2 separate regions of the Homo sapiens genome follow, and region 2 is linked to region 1. Evidence: chromatin loops called from intact Hi-C (ENCODE). Cell type or tissue: PC-3. All regions are shown on one strand. Each heading gives the region's core, and the rest is flanking DNA. Links, peaks and the distances in the headings are about the cores only. Region 1 has its middle 46 kb from the start of LINC02310. Region 2 overlaps LOC124903315 (a long non-coding RNA gene).

Evidence for each region. A loop is a pair of places that touch in the nucleus more often than their neighbours do. Peaks named below come from ENCODE experiments on the same cell type or tissue, not always from the same donor. Only the 100,000 strongest peaks of a DNase experiment are listed, where the experiment ranks them.
Region 2: it touches region 1 in a loop (3-fold over the local background); 6 of 110 quality-filtered maps call a loop at or near these places.

What each region holds. Positions count from the first base shown.
Region 1 is chr14:51,440,560-51,444,957 of GRCh38, reverse strand. It overlaps a transcript of FRMD6 not described here. Among named protein-coding and RNA genes, the nearest start is that of LINC02310, 46 kb to the right of the region's middle. In PC-3, for the core only: no CTCF peak of the experiment used is centred there; DNase peaks (open chromatin) are centred at 1,937, 2,257 and 3,747; H3K4me3 peaks cover 1,225 bases; H3K27ac peaks cover 3,806 bases.
Region 2 is chr14:51,294,209-51,298,606 of GRCh38, reverse strand. It overlaps LOC124903315 (a long non-coding RNA gene), which reads right to left. Exons shown (of 2, transcript XR_007064164.1): 2 at 2,105-4,398. Among named protein-coding and RNA genes, the nearest start is that of LINC00519, 32 kb to the left of the region's middle. In PC-3, for the core only: no CTCF peak of the experiment used is centred there; a DNase peak (open chromatin) is centred at 2,746; H3K27ac peaks cover 1,115 bases.

The DNA of each region.
Region 1 (4,398 bases), core at 89-4,088:
AATAAGTTTTCAAGTACAGTGCATTAGGTAGGAGGTGGGGGAAGAACTTAAAAGGAACAGCTCTGAGGAGCTGCTTCATCTCGGGCCAGATGGGAATGGACTGGGATGTGGGTTCTCTAGACACCAACATCGACAACAAGGAGCTCTCAAGCACACAGATGCCTCCGCCCCCTATCAGTTGCACAGGGTTTCTCGCTAAAGCAGTTTAGAAAAACAATTTAGACATCTGAAGAATAAAACTCTAAGGGTATAGGGCTCCGTGACTTCTTGCCAGAGCCAAGAAGAAGCTGGCTCTCGACCTCACCTGCCATCACCATTCAAGGCAGACAGAGCCTTCAAAGTGCTTAAAAGAGATGAGTCAGAAGTCCAAATTCCCTTGCTCTCTCTCAGTTTTCATCAGCACCACAAGAATAGGCTGGAATTTTACTAAACGACTGAACACACACATTGCTAACAATGGATTCGTTACAGACTGTCCAGGGAAAACAGGAGAGAAAAAAATGAATGGCAGTGTAACCCCAGTTTCATATCATGGCAACCCTGTACAAACAACTCTCAGCGCAACCACATGCCAGTTCTCATCTTCACCTCCCAGACCCAGGTAGTCCTCAAGAGACAAAGCTCAGGAGCTAATCTCAGCATCTGATGGCAACAAAATTACCATTAAGCCTCTTGCCAGTGGGGCCAGCACTCACCAGGAAAAACTTACTCTGTTAGATAAAAACCCACTGCTGGGCGTGGTGGCTCACGCCTGTAATCCCGGCACTTTGGGAGGCCAAGGCGGGTGGATCACCTAAGGTCAGGAGTTCGAGACCAGCCTGGTCAACATGGCAAAACCCTGTCTCAACTAAAAATACAAAAATTAGCCAGGCTTGGTGTCAGTTGCCTGTAATCCCAGCTACTTGGGAGGCTGAAGCGGAAGAATCACTTGAACCTGGGAGGTGGAGGTTGCAGTGAGCCAAGATTGCACCATTGCACTCCAGCCTGGACAACGAGAGGAAAAAAAAAAAAAAACTCACAACTTGCTTGAAAGGGATAATTCATTCTCCCTACCTTTACCCCAAATATGCATGTATACATGCCATGTTTTCTGAAAAGGAATGATGTTTGTTATTTCTCTATTGGTGGAGATAAGCCTTGTTCTGGCATTCCTGGCAAATGCTCAGGAAACAATGTCCTGGTTGTTTTTTAAAGGAGAGACTACTTCAGAAGGACTTGGGGAGAGAGATCTTTTGTACGATTTCTCTTGGAAGATGGGGATGGAGGCTGCAGCAAGGCAGACTTTCAGAGAGAAGAGTATGGCACAAACCCCGCATGGGAAAGACCAACTCCTCATCCTGTGCATCATTTGTACCTTCAGCCCGGTCAGGCCCAGAAAGACTGCATATCCAGTGCAAGCTGGTGGAGATGCAGCCTTTGGTTTCATAAAGCACAGGGTGTTTTGCTCATTCATATTTGGGGGCAAGAGCTTGTGCATTTTTTGGCAGCCATAAACCTTGCCATATGCTGATAGAGAGAGTGAGGGTTGAATTAACACGCTGCCTCATCTTTTGGTGGATCACAGCTGAGTCATATCCATTTTGACACTCAGAGAATATAAATAGAAAGATTTTGGGGACAGAAATGAGAAATCTATACATCTTGGACTTTTTCAAGTTCTTCTGGCTAGCATGTGCTGTTTTCCTTAGCAGACTTGCCCATGATGAAACAAAGTCAGAGAAAGAACAGCCTTTGCTCAAACTTTTGAATGTCTTTGATACATTAGATTGGAAAAGACTGTTTGAAAGATAGGGAACAAATATGTTTTATTTCATTGAACTATGTGTGTGTCCTGAGCCAGTAGTGGCAAGAAGGGGGAGAAGCCTATGGATGATGCACGTAAGATTAAAATCCTGCAGGGTTTTTCCCCATCCTGGTGCCTTCACAACCTCAAGTATGGGGAAGCCAGAGTCATGCAGTGATTTATGCACCAGGAATCCAAGCTCAGAAAGCATGCAGGCATAAGGCCAGGCACTGGTGATTTCTGCTATTTTGCACTCCATGGTTTCTTGAGAAAATGGTACGTCACTCTGTTTGTTTTCTTGCTGTTCTTCTGAGGTGGAATGGAACATAAAGCTTCAACATGTTTTGTACCAAAATGGTTATACTAAAGAGGTCTGGCATATAGTTATCCTAAAGGGGGCTGCCCAAGAGGAGGAAGAAGTGACCAGCAATGTCTCATTAGCAGCCATAGACCTGGGAGACTCAACATGTCAAATATGTCAACAAACATTTCCTGAGTAGTCACTAGAATAGCATCCATTTAAAAGGCATAGTTTCTGCCCTGAGGAGCTTATAATATGTGGGGAGCAGGGTAAGAGATAAATACTTAATAAGCAGAAGATAGTAAAACTAAAGACAAGCAAGGCAGAGGCTTTCTAGAAGTTTGCTAGAATAGAAGTAGAGATAGGAAAACTCACAAGGCCATTTAGACTCAAGAGTAGCCTTCCCTCTGGAGGTCTAATTTAATTAGCACTATCACTGGGCAATTACTAAAATTATTCATCAAGGGATGGAATTTAAAACCTTCGAAAAAAGAGGGGTGGGAGTACATGTGTATATGTGAGAGAAAGAGAATGAGAGAAGAGAAAGGAAAGGAGAGAAGAGAAAGAGAAAGGAGGAGGGAAGATTAGGGAGGCAAAGAAAGGACAAGAGAGAGCGGAGGAGGGGAGAAGGGATCCCTAACCTAGATTGAATCCCCCAATGCTCAAAACCACTGAGCACTTTCTACTCTCAGAATTGTTAAAGTCACTGTCATCCACAAATGCTTTTAAGATTTTGAAATATATGAGAAACATTTAATGTGCTTCACAGAATAAGCTAGATAAAAACGGTCCTTACACTGCAACTGCTGGCACTCCCCTGGGCTGTCTGATGGTACGAAGTTTTGAGCACACACACGGATGATAACAAGCCTGTAAGGCTTGTCAAGAAACTTGACTTTTCAGGTGTTTGAATAAAGAAGACAGCATATTTTTGTATTCATCTCGGTTAACAGATATAAAAGATTAATTATGTCATTAAGTAGTATATAATTTTCAAGCACATTTAATGTCACTGCATATTTACAGTAATTTTCAAAGGAATTTTGCATCATTATATTATTCCCACAACAAGATTTTTTAAATGTTTTTCTGAAATTCTATAGTTCTAAGAAGAGCTCTATGTACCTTCTTGGAGCTTCATCCCAACGTCAATTTAGGAAGAAGCGTAGCTAATGTTAAAACTCTACACGCATGGGTTTACATTTAGACACCTGCATTCTCTCTGTCCATCTGTCTCTCCCTCTCTTTCACAGATTTGAGACACAGGAACTAAAACTGGACCAAGGCTCCTAGTAAGGATCACAGAATAGAAGTATTTTGGTTCAATTCCCCTCCCAAAAGACATATAAAAGTTTAAAAGAATGGAAAATTAAAAAATTTACAATCCCACCTTCTTTAGTGAAAGTAGGATACAGCCACAACTCTCAACCTCAGTTTCTGAGGATTGGATGCTAAGCAGAGTGAAAGTGGGACCTAACTGAGGGAAGGCATAAGAATAGCCACAAGCCTCTATAGATTTCTGGTAGGATATGGAGTTCTCCAAAAGGGGTGGCCCAGCAATTGCCTGATAGAAGTGTCAGGGCCTGGAACTGTGGGCAGGGCCCGAAAGCCTCCCTGTGTCCAGTTCCAGGTTGTGGAGCATTTGGCAAGGCTGCCTGATACTTAGCATACAATGTGTCCATATAACAGAGAGGAGGTCCCGCCCTCTGGCTGCAGAAGGAGCACCAGTGGAGGTTGGGTTTATAGCAGTGACTCCATGCCTGCTGGTAAACAGTTCTCAGCCAAAGATGATTCCACATCCCAAGGAGGCATTTGGCAATATCTGAAGATATTTTTATTTGCCACAACAGGTATCAAGTGGGTAAAGGCATAGAGGCCAAAGATGTTCTAAACATCTAAAAGTTGCAGAACTTTCCCTTGGATTATACAGCCCCAAATCTTAATAGTGCCAGGGTTAGGAAGCTCTCTGATCTTGGACAAATCTCTTAACTTTTCTTAGCCTTAATGTCCTACTCTGAAGAATGGGACTAATAAATAGCTTCTTGATTGAGTTGTTAGGCTGATTAATTCAGACACATGATTTATATGAAGCAATATTTTGCACAGTGCTTGACACGTTGTAAGTATTCAATAAATGTTGGCAACTATTGCTTCTCTCTCTCTCTCTCCTCTTCTCTCTCTCTCTCTTTAAGCAAGTATAAGTACATTTGCTTGGCTCTATGTCCTATAGCCCATCCTTGACACTATTCTGCCTTCACAAACACCTTTAGCAGAATTCTCAGTTCTCCAGCACTTTCTAAGGGTAGCCTACCTC
Region 2 (4,398 bases), core at 307-4,306, 150 kb after region 1:
ACTTGTTTAAGAAATCTCTGCCTCATGCCCTGCCCTGGACTGGGTGTCCTTTGATGAGCTCCCACTATGCTGTGTACCTCTTAGCACTTTCAACTGTCATTAACTAATCAACTGATTGATTACATGAATTAAATAATGATTTGTTTATTCTGATGGTGGCACCAAGGGGTAGCTTGGTGTTACGCTGTGTGTGGCAGGACTGCAGGAGGGGGCGGTGAGGGAGCATCTTTGACTGCTCAACAATCTCCATCGGTTCTTCCTCATCATCATCCACTCCAAATAAACAGTTAACATGAGAAGAGACAAGTCATTTTGCAATATAAGATCACCTTTAAGTCAAGTATCTTTGCCATTCCCTTTCTGTCTCAAAACCAGACTAAAGTCCCAATCCCCAACCCTGTAGAAACTTTAGAACCATTTTTGAAAGTCTTTCACTCTGATTAGTGTGAAGGTTCCATGAAGGCATGCACTATGTCTTGTTCACCCTTGAATCCCAGCACCTAAGACAGTACTTAGCACACGGTAAGCAACCAAGTATATGAGTGAATGAATGAATGACTTAGGACTCCCAGGTTAGTGCTCTTCCACCATACCACTCTGCCTCCCCTAAGATTGAAGCCCACAGAAACTTCTACCTTTGCACATTCTCTACTTCAGATGAAAGCACAGCCTTGCTGGGGTCAGGGGCTTGGAAAAACACAGCCCCGACAGACAATTCTTGGTCATGGTTTTAGCTGAAATGTTTCATCTCGCACGCAGTGCCCTTTCAGGAGGGCAGGGCTCCCCTCTTAAGCCATTCCCAGAAAATAAGGAGAGGACTCAGACCCAACAGAATTAACACAGGAAAGACAGAACATTTGAGGGCCCAGATGTCCTTCTCTTCATCCAGGCTCTCAACACATGGAATACCGAAACCTTTTCCAGCCCCTTTCTCACAATCACCTGGAGATGCTGGTTTAAAGATGCCAATTCCAGGATTCCACCCTAGACCTATTGAATCAGAATCTCTGGGGGTGATCTGAGGAACCTGTGTTTTTAACAAGCTCTCCACCAAAAACAAATGCTTGTTTTTAACAAGGATTGGAGATTTTTTAACAAACATCTCCAACGCTGATACCTGCTACTCTGAAACGTCTTGACTCTTAAGTCACGGCCCAGCCTATGATGTTCAGAGGCTGACCATCAGTTTAGGCCATGCCAGGCCCATGAGGTAGGGGAATTTCATGGAACTCAATGAGACTCCATTCAACCTGACCTTTTTTTTTGCATTTTTAAATTAGAGTATAACAGTCACCACCAGTGGCGAATGGCCTGGATAGCTGCCCCTGCAGCCTCCCCCAGTCTTATCCATATCACAGTCTGGAGATCTCTGACCCCGTCAGAGGGAGAGGAAAACTCAATGATTGGGACCTGGTTTCTGTCACTTAAAAAAAAAAAAAAAAAAAAAAAACAAAGTTCAAAGTTCCAGATTGAACCTGGGTGGCACAGGAATGCAGGGGCTTTTCTTTGTTTATTTTGAGGAAGAGCAGGGACACATTGGCAACCAAATCCCAAAACCAAGACGGAATCACAAAGCCATTTCCCGGGTGTCTTGTTGCTCAAGAATCTCCCTCTCCCTTGTTGCTGGGTCTAGACGCAGCCTCCTGTTAAGGCAGAATACTTACTCACTAAAAGTTCCCATTTTACGTCTAGGAGGGGCCAAGGACCAAGTCACAACAAATCCAAAATGCTCAACAGTGGTTAATGGATGCTTTCATTCTTTAAAATATGGGCACTTTTAGGAAATATATAACAACCAGAATACCTCTCCCTACCACCACCAAAATGCACACAGTGCTCAGGACTGTTTATATAATTTCAAGTGTACACGGGTTCCCTGTAGCCTATCCATGGAACGCTGGCGATGGGGCCCAGATTAAGAACGATCATAAACATATTGAAGAATTAAAAACCTGAAATGTCTAGAAAGGTTTATCCACACCTGAGGAAATTCAAGGTGGGGATGGGATGGGATGGATGAGGACACAAGCTTGAAAATATTCTCTTTACTCATGTCTTGATTGTTAATAGAAATCTGGCAGAAATAAAATAGATATATGCAATATTTGTTTCTGGTCCTTTTATTAATCTGAAGTAATTTTGTTATTTTAGGGACATTAAAAATTCATCATACAGAATTTAATATACTCATAAAATAATCATGCTTCATAAATTTAAAGGTATAATCTTGGAGATGATTAAATATTTACTAGTTGAATTTACTTTAAAACGTTTTATATTTGTTGTAGGGTGCTGAAACTGCTAGGCTTTTTTAAAATCTAGGGTTAGTTTTTGCTGGTTTATAAGAAGCATTCCAAAACTGCAAATTCTTTCTTTAAATAAAGAACTGTACTCTTTTTTAAAAAAATCCATTGTCCATCTCACATTCACATGTCTAGAAGGAGGACAGGTCCTGGACACTTGCTCTATTCCTCCACACTCTTGAGACCTGTCCTATCTCCTGTGTGTTCTGAGTCATTAGGGCAAGTAGCACCACAGGCACATAGTCCCTGATCGGCCATGTGCCGACCTCTGTACTGATTCTCAAAAGACTAAGCCCACCAGCAAAAGAGGCACTAGGTCTGTCTGCCTTTTCTTTTAAAAATGGTAGTAACTCCCTGAATGTTATAAGCTTACATTTGTACCATTTTCCATTGATCCTAAGACACACCTTATGAGTCACCAGGAGCAACACCATCCTTTAGACGACATGATACACTGCTTTAACTATAGTTATCCAGTCATGCAAGCCTCTGATTGCTTTGACGTTTCTTTCATTCATCCAAGATGTGCCAGCAGTTTCTGCTGTCACTCGACTGGGCTTGTGATGGTCAATCCTTCTGTGAAACTCATTAACAGTTTCTTCTACTTAAGGGATGGCTCTTCCTCTCTTAGGCTCCAGAAAGCAGTTCGGTTGTTACTTTGCAAAAATTATGCACTATTGTGTTCATTCCTCCAACCATGCGTATCTGCTTCACTAATATCAAATTAAAGTCCTGCTGCTCTGTTTCTACGCCTTTTTGCACACAAGGTAATTTTTCATTTTAATGTCAAATCATAGTATAATTTTTTGAGGATCTTCTAAACGCAATTAAATTCAACACCTATACCATCAACAATGCATCCAATTCAATTGACATGATGACAGTGTGAACTGCCATGATATTATTAACGACTGTATCTCCACAGAGCCTGACCAACACCATGAGCTGATCCCCAGAGATGTTAGGATGTGACAGATGTGCATTCTGGAATCAATTAAATAGGGCTCCCACACTGTAACCCTGTGCTCTTGTCTTAATGTCTGGCTGACCCGTGGTCATAACTAAAATGAAGAGGAAAATAATTCCAACTAAGAATAGGATAATGATGAATCAAATAGTCCTTTCACTTCCTGCAATGTTCTGACTCCTTTCCGTTACGTGTCTTAAAGTGAGGGACTCAGAGCTATCTTTCTTACCTACTCACCAACAGTATGTCATGTTAGTTTGCTGTGATCTTAATGACAATATCCTGCTACATCTCTTTTTCCTCCCTCAATCTGTCTCTTTTTCTCCGCTAATAACATGGAAGGGGAACCAACTCTTATTTCATCTAGCTACACTAATACTACAACTTTGAGTTTACAAATTTCCTTCCTCTCATTTTTTAATCACAATTCCCCATAATAACTTTATTGAGTAGTAGAGAGGGGGAGAGACTATGAATTTGTGGATGATGTAACTGGGACAAAAAAGAGTTGGTAGGAAAACCAATATTAGCACTTAGCCTCCCAAACTTGAGTATCTTGTTCTCTGTTGTTCTGTTTTGTTTTGTTTTTTTGAGAAGGAGTCTCGCTCTGTTGCCCAGGCTGGAGTGCAGTGGCTGATTTCGGCTCACTGCAAGCTCCGCCTCCCGGGTTCATGGCATTCTCCTGCCTCAGCCTCTGGAGTAGATGGGACTACAGGCACCCGCCACCACGCCTGGCTAATCTTTTTGTATTTTTAGTAGAGACGGGGTTTCACTGCATTAGCCAGGATGGTCAATCTCCTGACCTCGTGATCCGCCCACCTTGGCCTCCCAAAGTGCTGGGATAATAGGCATGAGCCACTGCGCCAGGCCTGTTCTCTGATTTTAAGACCCCTTTGGGAAGAGCCATCCCACAAACAGAAGAAACTGTTAATGAGATCCCCAAAAGAATCTCTCATCACAAGCTAACCTTCTGGATGGGAGGAATGTATGTGGATTCCTAAAAGTTGAAGGCTGCTTCTATATGTTCAGTTTAGTAAGTACTCCTATAAAGACAGTACACAAGGCTTGCCAGGCAGGGTACTGTCGGGTATTCCGGGAGGAAAGTCATTGCTCCAGCCTCCTCTGCCT